Linked DNA regions of Homo sapiens: region 1 is linked to region 2. A link is an interaction called in ENCODE POLR2A ChIA-PET data of the cell type or tissue named here. Cell type or tissue: MCF 10A. All regions are shown on one strand. Links, peaks and the distances in the headings refer to the core of each region. The heading gives the core; the rest is flanking DNA.

The links. Peaks named below come from ENCODE experiments on the same cell type or tissue, not always from the same donor. Only the 100,000 strongest peaks of a DNase experiment are listed, where the experiment ranks them.
Region 1: POLR2A ChIA-PET joins it to region 2 with 5 read pairs; 2 of 35 experiments call an interaction of 5 or more read pairs at or near these places.

Annotation. Positions count from the first base shown.
Region 1 is chr2:80,545,681-80,551,073 of GRCh38, forward strand. CTNNA2 (catenin alpha 2) reads left to right here. Exons shown (of 19, transcript NM_001282597.3): 11 at 227-383. Among named protein-coding and RNA genes, the nearest start is that of LRRTM1, 240 kb to the left of the region's middle. In MCF 10A, for the core only: no CTCF peak of the experiment used is centred there; DNase peaks (open chromatin) are centred at 2,981 and 4,421.
Region 2 is chr2:80,474,959-80,480,351 of GRCh38, forward strand. The region is part of intron 9 of CTNNA2 (catenin alpha 2); the gene reads left to right. Among named protein-coding and RNA genes, the nearest start is that of LRRTM1, 170 kb to the left of the region's middle. In MCF 10A, for the core only: no CTCF peak of the experiment used is centred there; no DNase peak of the experiment used is centred there.

The DNA of each region.
Region 1 (5,393 bases), core at 259-5,258, 71 kb after region 2:
TTTGAAACCCGAGGCAAACTATTATGTCTTAAAAAGAAGCAAACAAAAATTAATGGTAGTTGAAAATCTCCTTTATCTTTTATGTGTTTGATTGTCCTTCTGAACACCAAGAACCCACTTATCTGTAGAACGTACAGGGTGCATGGTTTTAACATGGTCTTTGACCGGCTTATTCCTCTTTTGAAGTGTGTGGTCATCATGTCCCTGGATTGTTTCCAACAAATAGGTCATCAATGCCGCTCTGACACTGGCTGCCCGGCCACAGAGCAAAGTTGCTCAGGATAACATGGACGTCTTCAAAGACCAGTGGGAGAAGCAGGTCCGAGTGTTGACAGAGGCCGTGGATGACATCACCTCAGTGGATGACTTCCTCTCTGTCTCAGGTAATCATCACAAACAGGTCCCTTACAAGGCAGCTGGAGGAGGGTAACTGAACGAGATAAGGAATGTCTCGCAAATGTCATGGATCTGTGTTTCAGGCGCACTCCTTAGATCTTTGAGCTTTTTTGATCATCTCTGCAAATGTGATTATAACACCCTCTTAGATGCTTCGGTGTTTATGTTATTTCAAGACACGGAGTCAAGGCATTAAAAAGGAATACATTATTTAAGGTGGCTTATATTCCTTTTTAGTGTTTGGAGTTTATAAAGCAGGATGGCCTTTGATGTATCTGAATCACTCATGTAAAAAAGGGCCAGGGAATATGGGATTCATTAATCTACACAGTTTATGTCTTAAAAATAGGTGATCAGTTACTCCAATTTGGCTATGTTAAGTTTTGTTTTGTTTTGTTTTTTTTCCAACAAGTGAAGGTTTGTGATAACACAGGTAGAGATATCAGCCACAGAACTTACCCCTTAGCAGGGACTTGGTAGCTATCAAGGCTTTGAGCACTTGTCTATGAGGTTGTAGAAGGAAGCGAGTGAAAGAAAATAGAACTGCTCATCACTTGAAATTATAACTTTCTTCTTTGTAAATGAAGCCAGACTGGAGGATGCTAGTAGACATGAATAACTGCAGAGACAGTCTGACCTTTAACAGGACTCGTGGAGTCCATTTCAAGATTTGTCTACCAGCCAGCAAATGGACATTTTTCCAAATGCTTTTGACCTAACTTATTTGGCCCAGTTCACCTGGAAGAATCTCTGTGAGGAGGAGGTCACTGGAAACATCAGCCTTCTTTGTGAGGTGTTAAAAGAGCCAGCTGACCCTTGGAAATTCAAATTGGCCAGGTGTTGATTCTACACAGGTGTGTGGAACTCACACCTACTGACTCAGGCAGTACTAGCCCTGATGACCTGCTGGTTCTTGGCTGACTGAGGGCTGAGGGAGACATTGCATCACTGTTGGTGGGAACCAGGCAGACAGGACCTCTGACTGCAACAGTGTGGAAGTGATTTCTGAGGGGGGCTGTCATGTTTAGAAAATGTTTCTAGTTGCAGTCTTTTCTTTTCCGGAAGAAACATAATAAATTCCCACTGGGGCTTGTCTGAGAACTGTGTAGTCAAATCTGTAGATTTGATGGATAATCAAAAATCCAGCTTTTCAATGATGGGGCAAGCCAAGGCAGATGGGAACATTGATGTAACATGCGGCCTGTGACTAGAATTTACCTTACTCTCTGCTGCTTGATTTAATTCTCATCAAAATTCTATAAAATAGGTACTACTAATTCTAGGTTTTGTTTTAAGAAAACTAAGTCATTGAGAGGGTAGGTAACTTGGCAGAGATGGTATTAAAATCCAGATCATCCTCTTTTCAGAAACTCTATAATTCTCAATATGTCAAGATAGAAAGGAAATTTCCTTTGGTGCTTGCTGCTTTCATTTCAGCTTCCCTTTCCCACCTCTGGCATTCTCATTCCAATCTCTAATCCCTTTCAGAAACCTGTCTTGTTTTTTATTCCCAAGGTCTTTGTTTTTGATGACTTGTGAAAGCAACTATTCATTTAAATATCACCATATCTAGAGCTTAGCTGATAAAAGAACTCAATATATTGTCACTTCTGCTTTTTTTTTTTTTTTTGAGATGGAGTTTCACTCTTGTTGCCCAGGCTGGAGTGCAATGGCGCGATCTTGACTCATAGCAACTTCCGCCTCCCGGATTCAAGCTGTTTTCCCGCCTCAGCCTCCAGAGTAGCTGGGATTACAGGCGTGAGCCACTATGCCCGGCTAATTTTGTATTTGTGGTAGTAGAGACGGGGTTTCTCCGTGTTGGTCAGGCTGGTCTCAAACTCCGGACCTCAGGTGATCCGCCCGCCTTGGTCTCCCAAAGTGCTGGTATTACAGGCGTGAGCCATCGCGCCCAGCCCATTTCTGCTTTTTTATTTTTATTTTTTGCTTTGCTGATAGCTGAGTCCTAATCTTGTAAAAGATACCTCCACAAAATGAATCTCTCATAAGGTATTTGGAAATTGCTTAGATAGGTATGTTCGTAATTTGGTTGATGGGGAATAGAAAGGTGGCCACTGATACTAATCTTTATAGTATATGGTCAGTTTTTTTCCAGGATAACTATGGTGCTCCAAATAGGAGCCCTTTCCAACCAGCCTCAGATCACACAGCCATCCTGACAGCCCCTGGAAATCTTCTGCATCCCCTTCTACCTTCAAATCAATAGGAAATACCTATACATTGCCTTTTTCAGAGAGGAATCATTTTAGAACTTACAACTTTTCCAACCTATTCTTTAAATGCATGCATAAACATTTCTGAGGGTGGGGACAAGCAAGGTGAGGAGGTCTTATCTCAGACTTTTTCAATAGGACAAAGCTTTTGCTAATTTTCCTCCCCCGAGCCCTGCCTCTTTGCTCCCTTTTCTCCTTGTCATTCCTTTGTGCATCTCATTATTACCAGCAACAAGAAAAGGCTTTTGCTTCTGCTGATAACACTGTGCAGTCCAACCCCAGTGGTACAAGTGCCACGGCATGCCATGGCAGGAAAATGAACAGGCGCTGTCAGAGAGCCAGCTTGGCAGGGCCTGCTGGAGCATGCCTTTGGAGTTGACAATCAGAGGCAGCAGGCACCTTTCCGCAGACGGGGTTTGACAAATAATGATACAGCCCACTCTGTCCTGCTGGTAGGCTGTGGACACAGCCCAATAGCTAGGGAAACTACTTCTCATCTTCTCTCTGAGCTACAGCCAAACATTTACATAAGTAAACTGCAAGTTTGGCCCAAGAGATATTTTGAAGTGGCATTAATGATATTTTATGTATCAGTTTCTTCTTAGGGGAATATCTCTTTGGTCAGGAAACTCTATTTAAAAAACAATAAAAACAGATCTTTGTTTTTAAAAGATTGTAGTTTTTTTAATGCTACCCTAACTTCTGTATCTGATATTAAATTTGTCCATATGAAATGCAACAAGTTTGGGGAGCAATGATGCTAGCTATTAACATTACAGGAGCAAAACCAATTTTAAGATGTGGCCTATGCACATAAAAAAGTGAAATGACTGTGTGATAACAGTCAAACTTTTTCCCACTTTGGAAAACCTACAATTTTTAATAGTATTTTAAAATAAGCATCTTGGCATTAATCATGTGACAGTTTAATTCTTGGATTTGGCTCACAAAGTAGTAGGAAGCTAAGATCTGAAAAAGCTATTAACTTGATCTCATAATGCCCAAGAGTTTTGCTTTTTAACTTTTCCTATTTTTTTTTAACTCTACAGTCTTAAGTTTATTTTCTTTTAAAAATTCACCGTGAACTTTATTGCTTTGAATCTGTAGCCTTATGGTTTACAACAGTCAAATAGTTTGGTCATCACTGATTTTTTTTCATAACAAAATTATATCATTTCTAAAATAGTAATGTTGCCAAATATAAGGAAGTTTACAATAAAATATGTTGCAATCAAATGTTTCATGACATGTTTAAATACCACACTTGATATTAGAGTGTGCCACCCAAACATTGCAGTTTTTCACAGCAATGGAATAATCTCTAGGATACTTTTGCCTTTTATTACTATTTTCATCTCTTTTCCTTTCTAGTTGCAACATTCCTCTCTCTCTTTACTTCATGAATTCTTTCTCTTCAAAACACCTCAGAATAAAAGTGTGTAATTGATCGCCCCTTCTCAATGGGCATGTTCATTCAGTGTCTGTCTTTTGATTGCCTGCTGCCTATAGGCCACTGTCAGGAATGCAAATGTGAATGAAGTGTGTATTCTGCCTTTAAATAATTGACTGCCCTCCTTGATATATACTAGATTAGCGTGCTTACTAACTGTTAAGTCCTAGACCTGAAGGCACAGGGTATGGGGGTGAGGAAGTTATTACAGGGGGTTCAAAAATCCATATATACACCAAGTATGGTCTTCTGACCAAAAAGTTCATGTTCATGTCTATGTAAACAGGTATGGCTTTTTTCCAAACACAGGCAAACCTCGAACGTATTGCTGGTTCTGTTCCAACTACTGCAGTAAAATGCCAATTGCAATAAGGTGAATCATACAAATCTTTTTTGATTCCCAGTGCATATAAGTTATGTTTACAGTGCAGTGTAGTCCATTAACTGTGCAGTAGGATTATGTTTAAAAACTGTACATACCTTTATTTAGAAATACTTCATTTCTAAAAAATGCTAAAGATCATTCTGAGCCTTCAGCCAGCCATAATCTCTTTGATGGTAGGGGGGGTTTCCTTGATGTTGATCAGAGTGGTGGTTCCTGTGTGGTTCCTGAAGGATGGCGTGGCTGTGGCAATTTCTTGAAGTAAGATAACAATGAAGTTTGATGCGTTGATTGACTATTCCTTTACAAAAGATTCTCTGTAGCATGTGAGATGCTGTTTGACAGCACTTTATCCACAGTAGAACTTCTTTCAAATTGGAGTCAGTCCTCTCAAACTCTGCTGCTGCTTTATGCACTACATTTATATAATATTTTAAATCCTTTGTTGTCATTTCAACAATGTTCACACTATCATAGCTAGGGATAGATTACATCTCAAGAAGCCGCTTTGCTCATACATAAGCAATTCCTCATCCATGAAGTTTGATCATGACATTGCAGATTCAGTCACATCTTTAGGCTCCACTTCTAATTCTAGTTCTCTTGCTATTTCCACTAGATAAGCACTTTCTTCCTCCACTGAAGTCTTGAACCCTTCAAAGTCGACTATGAGGGTTGGGATCAACTTTTTCCAAACTCCTGTTAATGTTGATATTTTGACTTTCTCCGGTGAATCAATCATGGATGTTCTTAGTGGCAACTAGGATGGCGAATTCTTTCCAGAAGGCCTTTAATTTACTTTGCCCAGATCCATCAGGAGAATCACTATCTATTGCAGCTATAGCCTTAAAAAGTGAATTTTCTAAATAATAAGACTTGAAAGTCAAAATGACTCCTTGATACATCTGCTGCAGAATAGATGTGTTAGCAAGCA
Region 2 (5,393 bases), core at 106-5,105:
AGACCAAAAAAATTATCTCACAGGCCCAGATCTCAGAGATATAGACACCTAAGCAAATGAGGTGTCTGTGAGTTGGGTGATTTTTACTCAACATGTTAATTTTTCTGTTTGCCATTTTTAGAGATGATGCTGTACAGTCATCAGCACCCTTTTCCAAAAAATATGATAAATGTTTCTTCAAATAACTTAACGATCTCATTCACACATTCTTCGGTGTTAATAATAAGTACGTGTGCCAATGATGAAGTGGCCAACAGTATCCCTCCACTGGAAAGTGTAAATTGTGTCATTGTATGTTGAGTTAACAAGGATTAGAGCATACTGGGTTTTATATTTTGGCATTTTTTCCCCTTTATTTTTGAGGGTAAATCTGTTGGTCCATGTAATACACATGTGCTAATAACTGCTGATTTAACAAAGAAGTTGAGAGGTGGTGCAAAATAAGGAGCTCATAAAGATATTTTTAATTTATTAAGAAAAGAGTAATGGACATTTATTTATTTACTTATTTTGATAAGTAAAGGACTGGAGCTCTCAACTACAAATATGAGGTCAAGTGATGAGATATAAATATCCCTTGTGTGGGCATCAGGAAATCTGCTATTCTGTCACCAAACACCTATGAAATCATGTGAAGTGGAGGTGGGAGATTAGGTGTTTTGGGACTTATTTCAGGGTCTACTATTCTTTGACATGATGACTTTGTTCACATATGCATTTGAAGAGCTGCCTTAATCATAAAATAATGTTCTAATTTACTAACAGTCAAATCTTCCTAGAGAGGTCTCAAACTGCCAGTCTGTGTATCATATAAGGCCTGTTGAGGAAATGATTACAGTACACAGAATATTGCCACATATGGAATGAAGGGGAAAGAAAAAACAGAATTTATTACAAATAGTTAAACATTTAGCATATTCTAAAAGAAAAAAATAATGGCTTGTGCTTTTCTTAAAAAAAAAATCAATTCTGGCAATCTGGGGTCATGTTCCTATCGACTAGAGCAATAATGTTAGGGCACAGATGGATTTGCCCTTGTGTGCCCTTCTCAAGGTTCACCCAGTCACCAGATCTCCTGGCACTGAGGATATGTCAATTGTCACTTATCTCTTTATTTTTTTACATTACTTGCCTTGAGAGAACTGAGCTAAATGTCATTCTTGAGAATAGCACCTATGTCCTTTAATTAGCTGAACCCATGACCACAGATGATGTCTGATTCACCCCCAAGGAGGCAAAACAAATGTGTAGAGATATCTGAGAAGTCGGGCTGGAGCTTTTTGGCTCTCGGGGACACTCTCTCATGTTCATGTCAATTAGGACAGATTTTGTTGAAAACATATTTTGCACACTCCTTAAGACCCAAATGGCAGATGAGCTTCACGTAACTGCCAAATTTTCTCTTTTTCAACTTACTTCTCCAGGGGAAAAGGTGGAAAAATAATTTGATACACTAGTTGTAGGAAACTGGACTTTAACTCAGTGTTTGACAATCAGTCAATTCTCAGAAAACAAAGTGACAGAAGTAACATAGCATCAAGAAGCAAAAAAAGCATTTTTCCCAGGCAATTGTTTTACAACTAAATTATTTATGTGTATTGAGGGGTTTAAGAATTATTAAATGTATTTTCTCCCTTGGCTCAGTTCTTTACATTTTTTCTATTTATAAGAAGTGAAACTCAGACGACAACCAGGCAGGCAAGCTCACAGACGGGTTTACTGACAACACCACAATGCTCCTCCCCTCTCTTGCTTTCTGGCCTCAGACATAAGGAGCAGTCTCTTTGGGAATGAAGGGGGCATCATGGAATGAAAAATAGAATGCCCTCCAAGGATGAAATACAGCTAATTACATGTTGTTCACCTGCTTAGTTTCAGAGGGTGGACTTATGACTTGTGCCTGTTGAAGAAGAAAATTGCTTGATAGCAGTGGCCATGTTATCAGGATTCATAGGAGAGAGATGATTATCTGTTAATTTTAGAGTAAAGAGGCCTTTTACTACCAGGCAAAAAAGCAAAAATCATGCATTTCTCATGCATAACAGAAGTTCTTTGTTTTGGTAGAATAATTACTATTTAGAGTATATTGGGTTGGATTTGTAAAATGACTGGCCTAGAGTTTATAGATAATCAGTCTCAGTATGGAGATTTCAGAACAGGAATGTGCAGATGTGGTGGCACTGATAAGGAATAGAATACATTTGTACCTATGTGGTACACATACACACGCACACATACATACACAGAAGCATACTACGTAGGAGAAAAACAGGCTTTGAAAAATGAACACTTGTTTTTGATTCTGATTATCTTAAGTGGTTGTAATAACAGTCAATACTAACTGATTGCTTTCTAGTCTGTTCCTGGTAAATAGAAATAAATTTTAATTTGGGAAATATTTTCTTTAAAAAAATCAATAGATTTATGGGTACAAGTCATTTTTCATTATAAGGATGAATTATGTAGCGGCAAAATCTGGGCTTTTAGTGTACCTATCTCCAGAATAGTGTACATTGTACCCACTAGGTAATTTTTCATCCCTCACCTCCCACCCATCCTTTCCCATTCTGAGTCTCCATTCGTTATACTACTCTATATGCCTTTGCATCCCCATAGCTCAGCTCCCATTTATAAATGAGAACATGTGGTATTTGATTTTCTGCTTCTGCATCACTTTATCTAGGATAATGCCCTCCAGGTCCACCCAAGTTTCTGCAAAAGACATTATTTTATTCTTTCTTATGGCTGAGTAGTATTCCATGGTGTGAATGTGTGTGTGTGTGTGTGTGTGTGTGTGTGTGTGTATCTCACATTTTCTTTATTCACTCATCAGTTCATGGGCACTTAGGTTAATTCCATATCTTTGCAATTGTGAATTGTGCTGTGATAAACATACACATGCAGGTATTTTTTGATATAAGGACTTTTTACCCCCCTTTGGGTAGATATCCAGTAGTGGGATTGCTGGATTGAATAGTAGATCTACTTTTAGGTCTTTGAGAAATCTCCATACTATTTTCCTTAGAGGTCGTACTAATTTACTTTCTCATCAACAGTGTATAAGCATTCCCTTTGACTGCATCTGCCCCAAGACCTGTGGTTTTTTGACTTTTTAATAATGACCATTCTGGCTGGGGTAAGGTGGTGTCTCACTATAGTTTTAATTAGCATTTTCCAGATGATTAGTGACATTGAGCATTTTTTATATGTTTATTGCCCATTTGTATATCTTCTTTGAAAAATGTCTGTGTATGTCATTTGCCCACATTTTAAATGGGATTATTTGTTATTGGTTTATTTTCTCGCTGATCTGTCCTTGTAGATTCTGGATACTAGTCCTTTGGTGGCGGCATAATTTGCAAATATTTTCTCCCATTCTATAGGTGGTCTTTTTATCTGTTGATTATTTCTTTTGCTGTGCGGAAGCTTTTTAGTTTAAGTCCCATTTATTTCTTTTCGTTTTTGTTACATTTTCTTTTGGGGTCTTAGTCATAAATTCTTTGCCTAGGCCAATGACCAGAAGAGTTTTTCATAGGTTTTCTCCTAGAATTTTTACAGTTTCAGGTCTTAAACTTAAGTCTTTAACACATCTTGAGTTAATTTTTGTAAACGGTGACAGATTCTTTTCCATGTGGCTATCCAGTTATTTTCCCAGCACTATTTGTTGAATAGAGTGTTCTTTCTCCAGGGTATGTTCTTGTATGCTTTGTTAAGGATCAACTGATTGTAGGTATTTGGCTCTATTTCTGGGTTCTTTATTCTGTTTCATTGGTCTATGTGTCTCCTTTATACTAGTATCAAGCTGTTTTGGTTACTATAGCCTTGTAATAATTTGACGTAATTAGGTGATACTGTGATGCTTCCAGATTTGTTCTTTTTGCTTAGCATTTCTTTGGCTATTTGGGTTTTTTCTTAGTACCATATTAATTTTAGGATTTTTGTTCTAATTCTGTGAAAACTGGCATTGGTGAGAGGAATTACATTGAATCTGTAGATTGCTTTGGGCAGTATGGCCATTATAACAGTATTGATTCTTCCAATCCATGAGCATGGGTTTTTTTTTTAATTTTTTTGTGTCATCTATAATTTCTTTCATCAATATTTTGTGGTTCTCATTGTAGAGATCTCTCACCTTCTTGGTTACATATATTCCTAAGTAAAAACACATATAAGTATTTTTAAATTTTTATTTATTAACAGTTTTTTTCCTCTGATCATTATTAGGATCCATTTTATTATAACCAACTCTTAGAGTATCTTGGAACAGTTGTTCTCGATCAGAGATTTTAGCTCCTTGGGGGACAGCTGGCAATGTCTAGGGACATTTGGCAACGTTCTGAGACATTTTTGGCTGCCGGACATGGTGATGAAAAGGAAGAGATGCTACTGGTGTCTAGTGGGTAAAGACTAGGGTGCTGCTAAATATCCTATAGTGCGCAGGACAGCCTCCAGCAACAGAGAATCATCTGACCTAAAATGTCAATAATTCCAAGGTTGACAAACCCTATGGGGAACAGTTAAAGGAATGGGATGTATAGCATGATGAAGTGAAGACAAAGGAAAGACCTAATGGCTGCTTTCAAGTTTTTAGAGGGCTTTTATATATAAGATGGGTTACACTTAGCTCTGCTTATTTTTGTAGGGCTCTTGGATCAACAGGTGGAAACTATAAATAGGCAGATATGGAGGAAAGCTTTCTAAAAGATATCTACAAAGCTGAAATGTACTGCCCTAAAAAAAGGTAAATTCTCATCTGTAGATAACTAAAATGTAACTTAGTCACTAGAAAGGGATGTCCTCTAATTATTATACAAAACTGATTTATTGAAAACATTTTAATCACAGATATTGTGATAGGAAATTGGAGTCCACATTGGAAAGGTCATTTAAATAATTTAAGTGGCCACTTTCAGATGCAAAGCTTGAATAATTTCATTCTTTTGTCAACTTTGGAGAAAGCTTGGTTCCATATACAACATTATGAATGTATGTAAGTAGCACTTAAGGAAGATATCTAGACTTATTTTACTAACCCTTCCTTTTACTTCTATATGGTTTTAGAAATAGATGTAACATTTTCACTACTTTTCCTTACATAATTTTCTAGACCAGCAGTTTTCTAATTTAATTGATCATATGCCCAATAAAAAATAAAATGTAAACCTTACCCATTATTTGCATGTTAATATAATTTATAATTTATTTTTCCCACAAATTAAAGTTTTAAAAGTTGACAAAATGAAAAATTTTATGCATTTTCCTACATGGAATTGGACAAAGAGCTCTAACTCAATGCTTTTCATCTACCAGAGGTGAGAAGGCACAGTGTTTTATTTTTAAAATGTAAAAAAAGATAATTTTAAAATTTATTATAAAATCTAGATGAATGGTAT